Linked DNA regions of Homo sapiens: region 2 is linked to region 1. A link is a loop called in an ENCODE intact Hi-C map of the cell type or tissue named here. Cell type or tissue: endothelial cell of umbilical vein. All regions are shown on one strand. Each heading gives the region's core, and the rest is flanking DNA. Links, peaks and the distances in the headings are about the cores only.

Region 1 (10,834 bases), core at 3,466-5,965:
CATTGGGTGTGAGATCTATCACAAAAAGTTTGTAGAACCTCCCTTCCTGGGAGTTGGTTAATTTGAGAGAGGTCATCTCAAATGGATCAAATTCAGGTGTATCAAATGGCAGGGAGGAAGAAATAGACGACTCCTCAGACTCCATCAATTACATTTTTATTTGTTATATCTCATTCTCTACTTTGCCAGGGAGAACATATGAAATTGGACTTGCAAAGATGGCGAACCATCTCTTCCAAAGAGTGTAGAGCGATACTCCCATCCCTGCATCTGACCATGAACCTGACCCTTTTTATAGCCCCCACAGTAAAAGCCAAAATAAAGTAAGATTGCTTTGTGTGCCCTTGAGGTGGTTTTGGTGCACAGAAAAAAACCATTCAGCAGTCTAAATATTCCTATTGAATGTATTAAATGTTAACTATGAAAATATAAATCTCATCTTAAGTCTTTTCTTGAAGTGAAATTCACTTAAGATTAGGCATTTTAAAGTGGACAATGTAGTGGCATTTAGTCCCAAACATTTCCATTGCTCCAAAGTAAAACTCCCTTCCCGTTAAGCAGTCATTCCTCATTCCCACCTTCCCCCTCACCTTGGCAATCACTAATCTGCTTGCTATCTCTATAAATTTGCCTATTCAGATATTTCACATAAATTGAATCATATACTATGTGGCCTCTTGTGGCCGGCTTCTTTCATGTAGCATAATATTTTGGAGGTTCATCCACGTTGTAGCATGTATCAGTACTTCATTTCTTTTATGGCTGAATGACATTTTCCTTAAGTTTTTTAGTTCAGCTTATAAAACTTATTATTCTATTTCATGGAATTAGCAAATTTTGAATGATAGCTTTTAAACTGACTGATTAATATGTAGTCCATTGACATAGTTAATTAAAACCCTTTAAAATTTCAAATAGTATATATACATTTAACATGTTCAATTTTCTTTAATAGACTTTTTAATTGAAGTATAACAGACACATAGAAAAGTACACAATTCCTCAGTGTGCAGTTGCATGCATTTTCACAAAGTGAACATGCCTGTGTAGCTGCCAACCAGACTAAGCGGAAGAACATGACCAGCATTGCAGAGAGTCCCCCTGCCCCTTTGCCTTTTCCTGTGAAAGAACCATCTTTAAGTCCTGAATCTGTATGCTTTTCTGTGGAAGAAATACTTAACAAATTATTTGCTAGCCGCTTGTCTACCTTAACAGAAATGGCTGCAGGCTGCCAAAGACACGATTCAGAAAGAAGCTCCCTGTTGGTCTTGTGGCTTTTGGCATCCCCTAACACCCCCTCAGAACCCTCTGCCTGCAGATCCGTCCCTTTGTGCTGAGTAGGTGGCACACATTGCCCTTTAGTGTGAAGGAATTGGAAATAGAAGAGAATGACACTATCTCAATTATAACTGGGTTTATGCTGAAGATCCACTGCTAGCTGCTGTATATACATTTCCTACAGTTATGGGCAATTATTCCTGTTTTTTTTTTTTTTTTTTTTGAGACGGAGTTTCACTCTTGTTGCCCAAGCTTGAGTGCAATGGCGCGATCTCAGCTCACCGCAACCTCCACCACCCCAGGTTCAAGCGATTCTCCTGCCTCAGCCTCCCAAGTAGCTGGGATTACAGGGATGTGCCACCACACCTTGCTAATTTGTATTTTTAGTAGAGGCAGGGTTTCTCCATGTTGATCAGGCTGGTCTCAAACTCCCAACCTCAGGTGATACACCTGCCTTGGCTTCTCAGAGAATCCTTTTTTATTTTTATTTAAAAAAAATTTTTTTTTGAGACGGAGTTTTGCCCTTGTTGCCCAGGCTGGAGTGCAATGGTGCGATCTTGGCTCACTGCAGCCTCCGCCTCCCAGGTTCAAGTGATCCTCCTGCCTCAGCTGCCCGAGTAGCTGGAATTACAGGCGCCTGCCACCAGACCCGGCTAATTTTTTGTATTTTTAGTAGAGATGGGTTTTTGCCATGTTGGCCAGCCTGTTCTTGAACTCCTGGCCTCAGGTGATCCGCCCTCCTTGATCTCCCAAAGTGCTGGGGTTACAGCCGTGAGCCACCTCGCTCCGCCTAATTAATCCTTTTGTTATGAAAACCCTTTAGGTATTTCCAGATGTAGACAGGGAAACTCAATGGACTTTAATGGCACATGCTCTCAAGGGTTCCCGTGGCCAGACCAGGTAAATAGCCCGCTCTTAGAAAAGATGCCTTGAGAAGAATTATTTCTAGCCAGAACAGACTTTAATAGCATCAGCTAGATGAACAGAAAGCCCAGAGCTAAGGTAAATGCAGAAAGTAGTTAAGAGTTCTGGTGAGGAAAATAGTATGGGGCCATACAGTACAGAGCTTCAAAAGCTAGGGCAGGAATGTGTTGTGAGGCAATCAGGAATCACTGGAGGTTTGTGAAGGGAAACCCATCAGGGTCGAATCACCCTCCTCTCCTATATCATTTTTATGTTCAGAGGGGCCTTCTGACATAAAGAGTAGGACTGATGAGTGAGTTTTCACACCTGTGACTTCTTGGGAGCGATCAATCTGTTCACAGAGACCTTTTATCCGCCTTTGTCCTCACCATGGAGTTGACCACCTACCTGGCCTTGTACTTCTTGAGTGATGATGAGCATGTTATCCATAGCAACCATAATAATAGGTAACAGTATTTATAATGTGTCTGTCACTGTTCTAAGTAGTTTTTAATCTTTTTTATCTTCACAGCAACCCTCAAAGTCAGTATTATCATTATCCCGATTTTACAAATGAAGAAACTGAAGCACAGAGAGGTCAAGTAGTTCACCCAACGTCACCACTAGCCAGTAAGTGGCAGAAAAAGGATTCACAGCTAAGTGGCCTGACTCTAGAGCCTATATTCTTACCTTAATCTACTCTAGACTATTCTCAACCTTAAGATATTTTATCTACATCAAAGCTGCATTTAATGCTCAATTGTTTTTACACATCTGTAGGCTGCTGTTGCAAATGTGGGATGAGGTTTTATTTTTTTTCTGTCCCTTCTCATCTGGGCCCTGGGCAATTGCTTAGAGGTAGAGCTGGTAGCGTTGTCTTCTGCTGCTCCTCACCTGTGCTCCAGAGGACAAAAATAGGGCAGCCTGCATCATTTCTTGCCCAGTTATTCAACACTTATTGATTGCCCGTCTCAGGCAAAGCACTGAAAGGATTGAAGCTACACATGACATAACCCTTGGCCTGGAGGCTCTTACACCTCATCTGGATCCAGGGGCATTTACAGGAGAAGAAGATGGACAGGCCAGGAGACCATTAAAAACAGGAATACTCGACCAGGCATGGTGGCTCACGTCTGTAATCTCAGCACTTTGGGAAGCCAAGGTGAGTGGATCACCTGAGGTCAGGATTTAGAGACCAGTCTGACCAACATGAAGAAACCCCATCTCTACTAAAAATACAAAAAATTAGCCAGGCGTGGTGGCACATGCCTGTAATCCCAGCTACTCTGGAAGCTGAGGCAGGAGTATCGCTTGAACCCGGGAGGCGGAGGTTGCGGTGAGCTGAGATCGCACCGTTGCACTCCAGCCTGAGCAACAAGAGCGAAACTCCATCTCAAAAACAAAACAACAACAACAAAAAAAAACAAAAACAAAAACAGGAATACTCACCTCCAGCCCTGTTTGGCTACATGCTTCATTTCTCTTACTCTATCCCTGAATCACTGGAGTGCTAGGAAAAGTGACCACCTTCGTGCATCTCCTTTTCTACCTAAAAAATGTAGCTTCCTTGATTTTTTTTTGGGTCGGGGGATTGTTTGTTAGCGTGAAAGTGGTTTAAGATCTAAGGCAAAATAACAAAGTGTTATTATCTGAGTACACAGCACACACTGCCCTTTCAAAACTGTTGCCTGTAGACTTACTGCACAGAGCAAAGCCCTCTGGGAACAAGCACTTACAATGAAAAATGGCTTATTATCATAATGGAGTATTCAATTACTTCCTCTGATGAGAGGTGGAGGGGTTTCTAAATTCATTGTATTAATTTAGAGTTTAGGGGAGGGAAATAATTAAAAATGTAGGCCACCTATGGGTGCTACATAATGTGGATGATATAGTGTTGTTATAATGGGAATATGATACATTTTATTTATACAGTCTCTAGCTACAAAGAGTGTATTAGGTATTTTGCAGTGGGGCTTGGAAGCCTAAAACAAACAAGATTAAAATCAGCAATAAAGCAGATCGGGAGAAGCCAGTGAAATTCAGCAATAAATTTGATGCAAAGCCAATGTGATATGCCAAAGGCCTTTTAGAATTTGCTGTGGGCTGATGATTATGTTTTCTTAGTTTAGTGATATGGGAGGATATAGAAGGTAGGGTTGATGACTGTGAAGGAGAGGTCAGCCAGGGAGCACTTCCTATTGCAGGAAGAACAATTCCAACTTTGTGGAGGAGAATAGAATATTCATGGCCTAAAGGTTTTTGTGAAAATGTGTGTGTGTGTGTGTGTGTGTGTGTGTAACTCTCCACAGTCACTCATTCCTGTGTGATTCATAAGTCTTATAGTCAGGAAATCCTTTCTCCATAACCCCATATCATTTTGTGGGGTTTCCCACTCATGTTTTCTTTTATTTCTTCCAGTCCCATGCTCAGCCTTCAATCTTTTAAAACCTCCAGACTCCTGTAACAATTACTCCTGGTATTCCTCATGTTAATATAGCAGAGCATACTAGACAGAAATAAGGCCCAGGAGAGGAGAATGCATACTTAATAGTCATATGGGGTTCACTGGGTCCAATCTCAGTGTAATAACACTTAGCAAAATTTCTCGGAATTCTATGAAAATGGCAGCAAAGATTTGCTGAGAAAGGCTGCATGTACTGTCTATTTTTCTCCATGCACTTACATTAAACATACCCTAAAGCATATCTTCTAAGGCCCTGGCAAAAACCCTTAACCCATGTGTTGACGAGAATGGTTCTGGTCTAGCTTGTGCCCTACTTTATGTGTCCCATGTTGTTCTTGCTGCAAATGTAGATGCATTTGTCTGTCAAAGCATCAGTTCAAAGGACTGAATATTATGTATTTTCTTTTTCTTTCCTTTTCTTTTTTTTTTTTAGAGGCAGAGTCTTGCTCTGTTGCCCAGGCTGGAGTGCAGTGGCACCATCTCAGCTCCTTGCAGCTTCCACCTCCCAGGTTCATGCAGTGAACCTCAGACTCCCGAGTAGCTGGGACTACAGGCACATGCTACCATGCCCAGCTAACTTTTGTACTTTTAGTAGAGATGGAGTTTCACCACGTTGGCCAGGCTGGCCTCGGACTCCTGACCTCAAGTGATCTGTCCGCCTTGGCTTCCCAAAGTGCTGGGATTATAGGCGTGAGACACCACGCCCAGCCATATTATGTATTTTCTGTGGGAGATTTGCGTATGTGCTATGGATTCTAAGAATTAGTTGCTAGTTGCCTGCTCTACTTGTTAACATGAATGGGTACATTGTGAGAAAGAAAGCTCCCCTCTCAGGGTCCTCAGAGCACACTGCATCCTTGGTCTCTTTAGCCTCTGTTCTTGCTCTGGCACAATTTGTGTTCTCTGTGTAGTGCAATCCCAGGGCTGGTTAATCCTCTTTAGTGGGAAGTATTGCTCCCTGCCTGGCAGCTACACTAAAAGGTTGTACGTTGAGCTACACCATTGCAATTTCTGGGTAATAGCATTAAGTATTCTCTTCCCCTCTATGCCAGTGACTCTAGGTGTTATTGTTTAAACGCTTCATTTCTAAAACTGCATAGTAACATCAGATTATAATCATGTACAATGCAGTTATTTGTTCCCATCTTGCTGGTGTGTTTCTACAGGGTGGACACTACTTTCACATTTTCTTAATTTTTCTCCATGTCTCCATATATATATATATGGCAATGAACCACATATATATTGTCATATATATGTATATGTGTGTATATATATACACATATATATATAGAGAGAGAGAGGGAGGGAGAGAGAGAGCAATGAGCCAGACATGGAGAAAAAAGTATATTTCTTGAATAGCTTATATAAATAACATATATATAAAAAGAATATTTATTGGGCATTTTCTATATATATATATATATATATATATATACACCATTTATATTTTTTCATTTTCTCATGTTTTCAGAAAGTTTTGAGACATAATTGTACATCTTTATGGGGTTACAGAGTGTTACTTCGCTACATGTATACAATGTGTAATGTTATTTCGATATATGTATACAGAGTGTTATTTTGATACATGTATACAATGATGTAATGATCAGATTAGGGTAACTAGCATATCTACCACATCGAGCAGTGATCATTTCTTTGTGTTTGGAACATTCAAAATTCCCTCCTTTAGCTATTTGAAAATATGCAATAGGCCAGGTTCAGTGGCTAACACTTGAAATCCCAGAACTTTGGGAGGTCGAGGTGGGAGGATCACTTGAAGCTGGAATTCAAGACCAACCTGGGCAACATAGCAAGACCCCATCTCTACAAAAATTAGAAAACATTAGCCAGGTGTGGTGGCATGTGGCTGTAGACCCAACTACTCAGGAGGCTGAGGTGGGAGGATTGCTTGAACCGTGGAGGTTAAGGCTGCAGTGAGCCATGATTGTGCCACTGTACTCCAGCCTGGGTGACAGCTGGGTGACAGAGCAAGACCCTGTCTCAAAAAAAAAAAAAAAAATTAGCCAGGCATGGTGGCACATGCCTGTAGTCCCAGCTACTCAGGAGGCTGAGGTGGAAGGATTGCTTGAGCCCAGGAGTTCCAAGCTTCAGAGAACTATGATCATATCACTGCACTCCAGCCTGTACAACAGAGTGAGACTCTATGTCTCTTAAAAAAATTAACAAAAACTAAACAATAAATTAATAACTATAATCACTCTGCAGTGCTATAGAACACTGTAAGTCATTCGTCCTATCTAGCTTTAATTATGTATCTGTTAACCAACCTTTCCCTATCCACCTCTCCCCACTCCCCTTCCCAGACTGTAGTAACCACAGTTCTACTCTCTACTTCTATGAGCTCAACTTTCTTAGCTTCCACATACGAGCGAGAACATGGGGTATTTATCTTTCTGTGCCTGACTTATTTCATTCACTTAACATAATGTCCTGCAGGTTAATCCATCAACATCTTATTATGAAAATGCTCAAAGCTACTTACAGAAAAGTTGGAAGAGTAGAACAGAGAAAAGTGGTATATGTTTACCTAGACGTAGCAGTTGTTAATATTTGGCCACATTTGCTTTGTCTGTTCATATATACCTTAGTTTTTTTCTAAAATATTTGAAAATAAGCTGCAGAAAACATGACATTTCATTTGTAAATATTTCAACACACATTTCCTAAAGATAAAACAAAAAATATATATAACCACAATATTGTAATGACACCTAAGAAAAAAATACAGTTCATATTTTAAATTCCATAATAACTAAGGAGGCTGGTAAGAGGATTGCTTCAGGGCTGGGCACGGTGGCTCACGCCTGTAATCCCAGCACTTTGGGAGGTCGAGGTGGGGGATCATGAGGTCAGGAGATTGAGACCATCCTGGCTAACACAGTGAAACCCCATCTCCACTAAAAATACAAAAAATTAGCCGGGCAAGGTTGTGAGCGCCTGTAGTCCCAGCTACTTGGGAGGCTGAGGCAGGAGAATGGCATGAACCCAGGAGGCACAGCTTGCAGTGAGCTGAGGTCACGCCACTGCACTCCAGCCTGGACGACAGAGCAAGACTCCGTTCCCCCCACCCCCCCCCAAAAAAAGAGGATTGCTTCAGGCAAGGAGTTTCAGACTAGCCTGGACAACGTAGTGAGACCTTGTCTCAAAATAAATAAATAAATAAATAAAAATTCCATAGTCATCTCAAACATTTTAAAGAAATAGTTGTTATTATCGCTTTTATAAAAATACAGGACTTTATAAATATTCATGAATTGCATGCTGGCAATTATTATTTCTAAATTCAGACAATTGTTTTCATCCAGGAATGTGTGCTATCTTGTAAGATCTTCTAATATTTCAGGATAAGCTAGAAGTGCAGTTTTTCATGTTAAGTAACTTTGAACAAATGTGGAAGAGTCATTCATTTACTGTTTCTGTCCCATAGTTCTTCTTGGTAGAATCTGTGATGATTATTGCTACCTACAAAGATGAGAGAGGGACTAGAGGTAACAAGAATAGAACATATAGAACAGGATGTAGTCAACATATCAGACACTTGTTACTGGGAATAGCTAGGATTAGAACAAGGCTGACATTCTGGTGATATGCACTCATATAATTGCATGATTGTTAATATCAAAATCCTATTTACTCTTGGCACACTATGGCATCAAAGCCTTAATTCCTGGCACCCCAGATGACCTCCAGGACCACGACTGAGATGTCTGTTCTAATTGGTCAGTATCTGTGTCATATTCTTAATTTTTTAATTTTAAAAATATCCCTCCTGGATGAAAAAAAATGAAAACCTTGAATAGACACATTCAAGAGTACTCTGCCTGTTTCAGTTCTCCTGTCTATTAACAGGGATTATGGTTTTTAAAAATGGTTTTAGAATTTATATTTTACCAAGTCACTCATAGATTTAGGATTAAACAGTTTTTATTATTTAAGGTGTTAGGTCTTTCTGCTACTCACAATTTTCTGCATTTTCCGCATTTTCCTTTTCATTATACTCACAAGAATCTATCATATATAAAAATTTCAGACATAGCTATGTATAAATATCACATTTCCCCAAGGTAGAGCACATTTTCTACACGTTTACTCCAGCCAAAGAACCCAGCATTCGGTGTTCAAATAAAAACCATATTTATTATTTTATAAATGTTGGCACTGAACAGATAACAGGTGGTAGTGACTGTTTCTTAAGAATTGTGTGCATATCTGAGCATTTATTTACTTAATATTTTTGAAATTAAGCATAAAAATTTCATAAACCTGTAAAGCTAAACAAATGTCATCTATTTTGCATTTACTGAGTACATACAAGTGTTTACAGAAGCAATGTTTCTGAACAGTTATTTACATAATCAAAGAATTTGATGAGATTTGGAGCAATAATTTCATTAAAGTTTAAAAAGTTTTAGAATGTGTAAAAGTGACTGAATGGTTAGGTATGAATTCTGGGAACCTGCATCAGAAATGCCAATGAAACATTGGAAGAGTTTTTTCTTTTTGTTTTTTTGAAACTGACATGGGACATAGAATGCTGAAGAAAGAGAATGACTGGAAACGAAAAGAGAGGTTAACAAGCTGTCATCACCTTAGAACACAAATGTGAGCCCTGTGCAATTCAGGATATTAAGTGCCAAAAGGAAAACACCTTCAGTAAAGCAAGAATATCGAAACTATTAGGTTCTGTCAGAACAATGCACGTTATACTACATAAATCTTGCTGTAATAATTTATTTATTATTTTTTGAGCAAATGCTAATTTATATGTTTCAAAATGTAAGAAAATGCACCCCTGGCCAGGCGGGGTGGCTCATGCCTGTAATCCCAGCACTTTGGGAGGCCAAGGCTGGAGGATCACCTGAGGTCGGGAGGTCGAGACCAGCCTGACCAACAGGGAGAAACCCCGTCTCTACTAAAAATGCAGAATTTTAGGGTGTGGTGGCACATGCCTGTAGTCCCAGCTACTTGGGAGGCTGAGGCAAGAGAATCCCTTGAACCCTGGAGGCGGAGGTTGCAGTGAGCCGAGATTGCGCCATTGCACTCAAGCCTGGGCAAGAAGAGTGAAACTCCATCTCAAAAAAAAAAAGAAAAGAAAATGCACCCCTATCCCTCAGCCATGTGTTTTTTCCCAAGAGGCGAAAAAGATTATCATCTTATCTATTTCTTGTATTCTTACAAGAATATATAATTCATATAATGTATATAACTGTAATACATCTAATACACAATACATTTGGTGTATATATTCACATTCAGAAAAGTGAACAATATATTTGGCAATATATTGTTGTCAACTACAGAAAAGTTAGCAAAATAAAATATGACCCCCACAAAGCACAAAATGTAAAACACAAAAATAAATAAAGGAAAGTTAATATCTATGTAACCAGCACCTAATCAAGAAAGAGAACATTACCAGCTCTCCCCAGTTTTTACCCTGTCTCTCCTACCTGGAAGGTAACCATTATGTTGATACATAACAATATATTTTGCCTGTTTTTTTAATTTTATATAGATGAAATTATACAGTACACATTCTTTTGTGTATTTGTTCATTCCATTTTATTTTATTTTGTTTTGTTTATTTTATTTTTGAGACACTGACTTGCTGTGTCACCCAGGCTGGAGTGCTATAGTGTGAACACATCTCACTGCAGCCTCAACCTTCTAGGATCAAGCTATCCTCCCTCCTCACCCTCCCAAGTAGCTGGGACCACAGGCATATGCCACCACACCTGGCTAATTTTTTAAAAAATGTTTTTGTAGAGACAAGGTCTTGCCATGTTGCCCAGGCTGGTCTCAAACTCCTGGGCTCAAGCAATCCTTGCACCTCAACCTCCCTAAGTGTTGGGATTATAGGTGTGAGCCACCATGCCCGACCTCATTTTATATTTTTGAGATTCATTCATGTTGTTTTCTGTAACAAAAGTTGGTTTCTTGTTCATTGCTCTAGTATTTTCTATTGTATGACTGTGGTACTGTTTATACATTCTACTGTTTTGGGGCATTTCTCTTGCAATACCCAGCAATACTGCAAATATCTTTTTTTTTTTTTTTTTGAGATGGAATCTCACTCTGTTGCCCAGGCTGGTGTGCAGTGGCACTGTCTCAGCTCACTGCAGCCTCCACCTCCTGGGTTCAAGTGATTCTTGTGCCTCAGCC
Region 2 (2,500 bases), core at 1-2,500, 110 kb after region 1:
ATGATCCCTTGATGTGGTGCTCTCCCCATTCCCCTATGGTTGGGGCTTCCTGAGAGCTGGACTGCTGTGATTGTTATTGCTCTTCTGGGTCTGGCCACCCAGCAGAGCTACTAGGCTATGGGCTGGTACTTGGGGGTTTCTGCAAAGAGTCTTGGGATGTGATCTGTCTTCAGGTCTCTCAGCTGGTCTCTCAGCCAGCACTTGCTCCAGTTACCACCACCACACCTGGCTAATTTTTGTATTTTTTGTAGAAATGGGGTCTCCCTATGTTGCCTAAGCTGAATTTGACCTCCTGGGCTCAAGCGATCATCCCACCTCAGCCTCCCAATGTGACAGGATTACAGACATGAGCCACGCACTCGACTTAATCTTGTCTTTTAGTTCCGTTTTTTTTTTTTCTGAGTTTCATCACTTTCTTCTCACTCGTTCATGTTTTTTGTCCGTGTCTTTTCTTAGTTTTGGAATTTCTGGCTCAAGGTGGCTTTTCGCATCCCTCATCCTGCCTATTTCTTTATCTGTATTTTATTCTCTATTTTGGTGTCTTGTATTTCCTCAGTGCTTCCTATGAATTATTCATTTGAGCCCCTCTCTTGGGCATTTAATAATTTATTATTTATCTTTGAGATTTTTTTTTTTTTGGTTATCCAGGCTGGAGAGCAGTGGTGCAATCATACCTCTCTGCAGCCTTGAACCCTAGGCTCAAAGGGATCCTGCTGCCTCAGCCTCCCAGATAGCACTACAGACGTGAGCAACCACATTTGGCCAACTTTTTTATTTTTGTTTTTTTGTAGAGATGGGGTCTCACTATGTTGCCCAGAATGGTCTCAAACTCCTGGCTTCAAGAAGTTCTCCTATTTTGGCCTCCCAATATACTGGGATTACAGGCATGAGCCAGAGCACCTGGCCTAATTTTGTCATTTTCTTCCATTTCTTTTCTGAGGGTCATCATTTTCTCTTCACACTTTCCTGTTTTTTGTCCATATCTTTTCTTAGTTTTTGAATTTCTGGCTCAAGGTAGCTTTTCCTATCCCAAATTCTTGTTTGAGTATATTGGTTCCATCTGGAATGTTGCCTTCTAGTTTTCTTGTGCTTCATGGTTGTTTTGTTGAAGGGAATTTACCTCTGTTGCTGTGTGTTGGATATTCTGTCTTTTTAAAATAATACTTCAGTATGAGTCTGTTCATCATTTTTTTGTTTGTTTTTATGATATTGGGGTGTTTTATAGGATTTTTAGCTCATTGGCTCCCTCTTCTGTCACTATAGCAAAGTCCAGATCTTTGTTTTGGTAGCATCGGAAGGTTTGTGGTCTCTGAATTTTAGCTGTCTTGTCATCGGGTAGGATTCCAAATTTTCCCTTTTTTCCTGTTTCTCTTTTAGCCATCCAATAGCCAAAGGGCATTTCTCTCTACTTTTTGTTTCCTTTTTTATTTCCCAGAAGCTACGTGTTTCAAAAACTGGTCAAGATTGTGTCTGCTTTTACATCCCATCCCTATAGTCAGCTCTGTGATCTGTCTAGATACCTTTTTAGTATTTTGAAACTTAGGGTTGACTTTGTCTTTCCTCTGATGGTTTTAGATCAACCTTAAGTTCATCACTAATTCCCTTCTCTCTTTGTTATAGTTTTTCACATTCTACCTTTGTTTGCAATAAGGCCTTCTGGCAGATCAGGGACAGAGGAGGAGCATGAGATATCACTTGCTGGGATTAGGTGTCTTTTTCTTATTTTTATTTACAGTTGTTTTGGATTTTGGTCAGTTCAGTTTTCAAGTGATCCCGAGGACATGGTTTTTGTGTAGTTTTGCTGCTTATTTTTCTTGTCCTCTATTGCTTCTGGAGGAAATATTGAAAGATGGAGACATAAGCAACCACCTTTGTCAGCCTGAGAGTTTCCAAAGCTGAATGTTTTAAAAGTGCATTTTTAACTATTTTTCTTCATTTTGAGTTTTGATGTTACATTTTGTCACATTATCTCATTAAATTTGCACATCTCTGAGCTACACATACTATCTCCATTTCATGAATGAAGAAATCAAGGTCCAGCAAGATTAAATGACTCAAGGGAGATCACACAACCAGAAACTGATAGAGATTCTAATCAACTCTAAAATTGTATGATGCCAAGCTCTTGTTCTTTCCACTACATCTTGCCATCTCCCTGAGTAACTGAACTTAGAAAGCCCATGCATTAATTAAATACTGCAACCTAAAACATTTTAGTGATTATAAATGTAAACTGTCAGTTTATTCATCTGTTCCTTGTCCCTCCTGTTATCTTGCAGTCCTGTTATATTTTTAGTAGCCTCTTCTCCACTGGCTTCTACTCCTTGACCTTCTAAGGTACATTTTCTTTCCTGTAAACGAGATCATGTACATTAAGTGCTATCTCTTGAAAAAAATGATTCAACAGATGTCAATTTTGTTTATTTATTTATTTTCCTAATAGAGGTTTTTACTCTATCTCCCCTTATAGCAGACCTACCATCATTTCCCTCTTGGCCCA

What was found. Peaks named below come from ENCODE experiments on the same cell type or tissue, not always from the same donor. Only the 100,000 strongest peaks of a DNase experiment are listed, where the experiment ranks them.
Region 2: a loop joins it to region 1, with 4 times the contacts of the local background. A loop is called at or near these places in 2 of 110 quality-filtered maps.

The regions. Positions count from the first base shown.
Region 1 is chr7:133,231,265-133,242,098 of GRCh38, forward strand. No RefSeq gene overlaps it. Among named protein-coding and RNA genes, the nearest start is that of EXOC4, 16 kb to the right of the region's middle. In endothelial cell of umbilical vein, for the core only: no CTCF peak of the experiment used is centred there; a DNase peak (open chromatin) is centred at 4,417.
Region 2 is chr7:133,343,211-133,345,710 of GRCh38, forward strand. All of the region lies in intron 5 of EXOC4 (exocyst complex component 4), which reads left to right. Among named protein-coding and RNA genes, the nearest start is that of MIR6133, 54 kb to the left of the region's middle. In endothelial cell of umbilical vein, for the core only: a CTCF peak has its summit at 1,271 (motif pointing left); no DNase peak of the experiment used is centred there.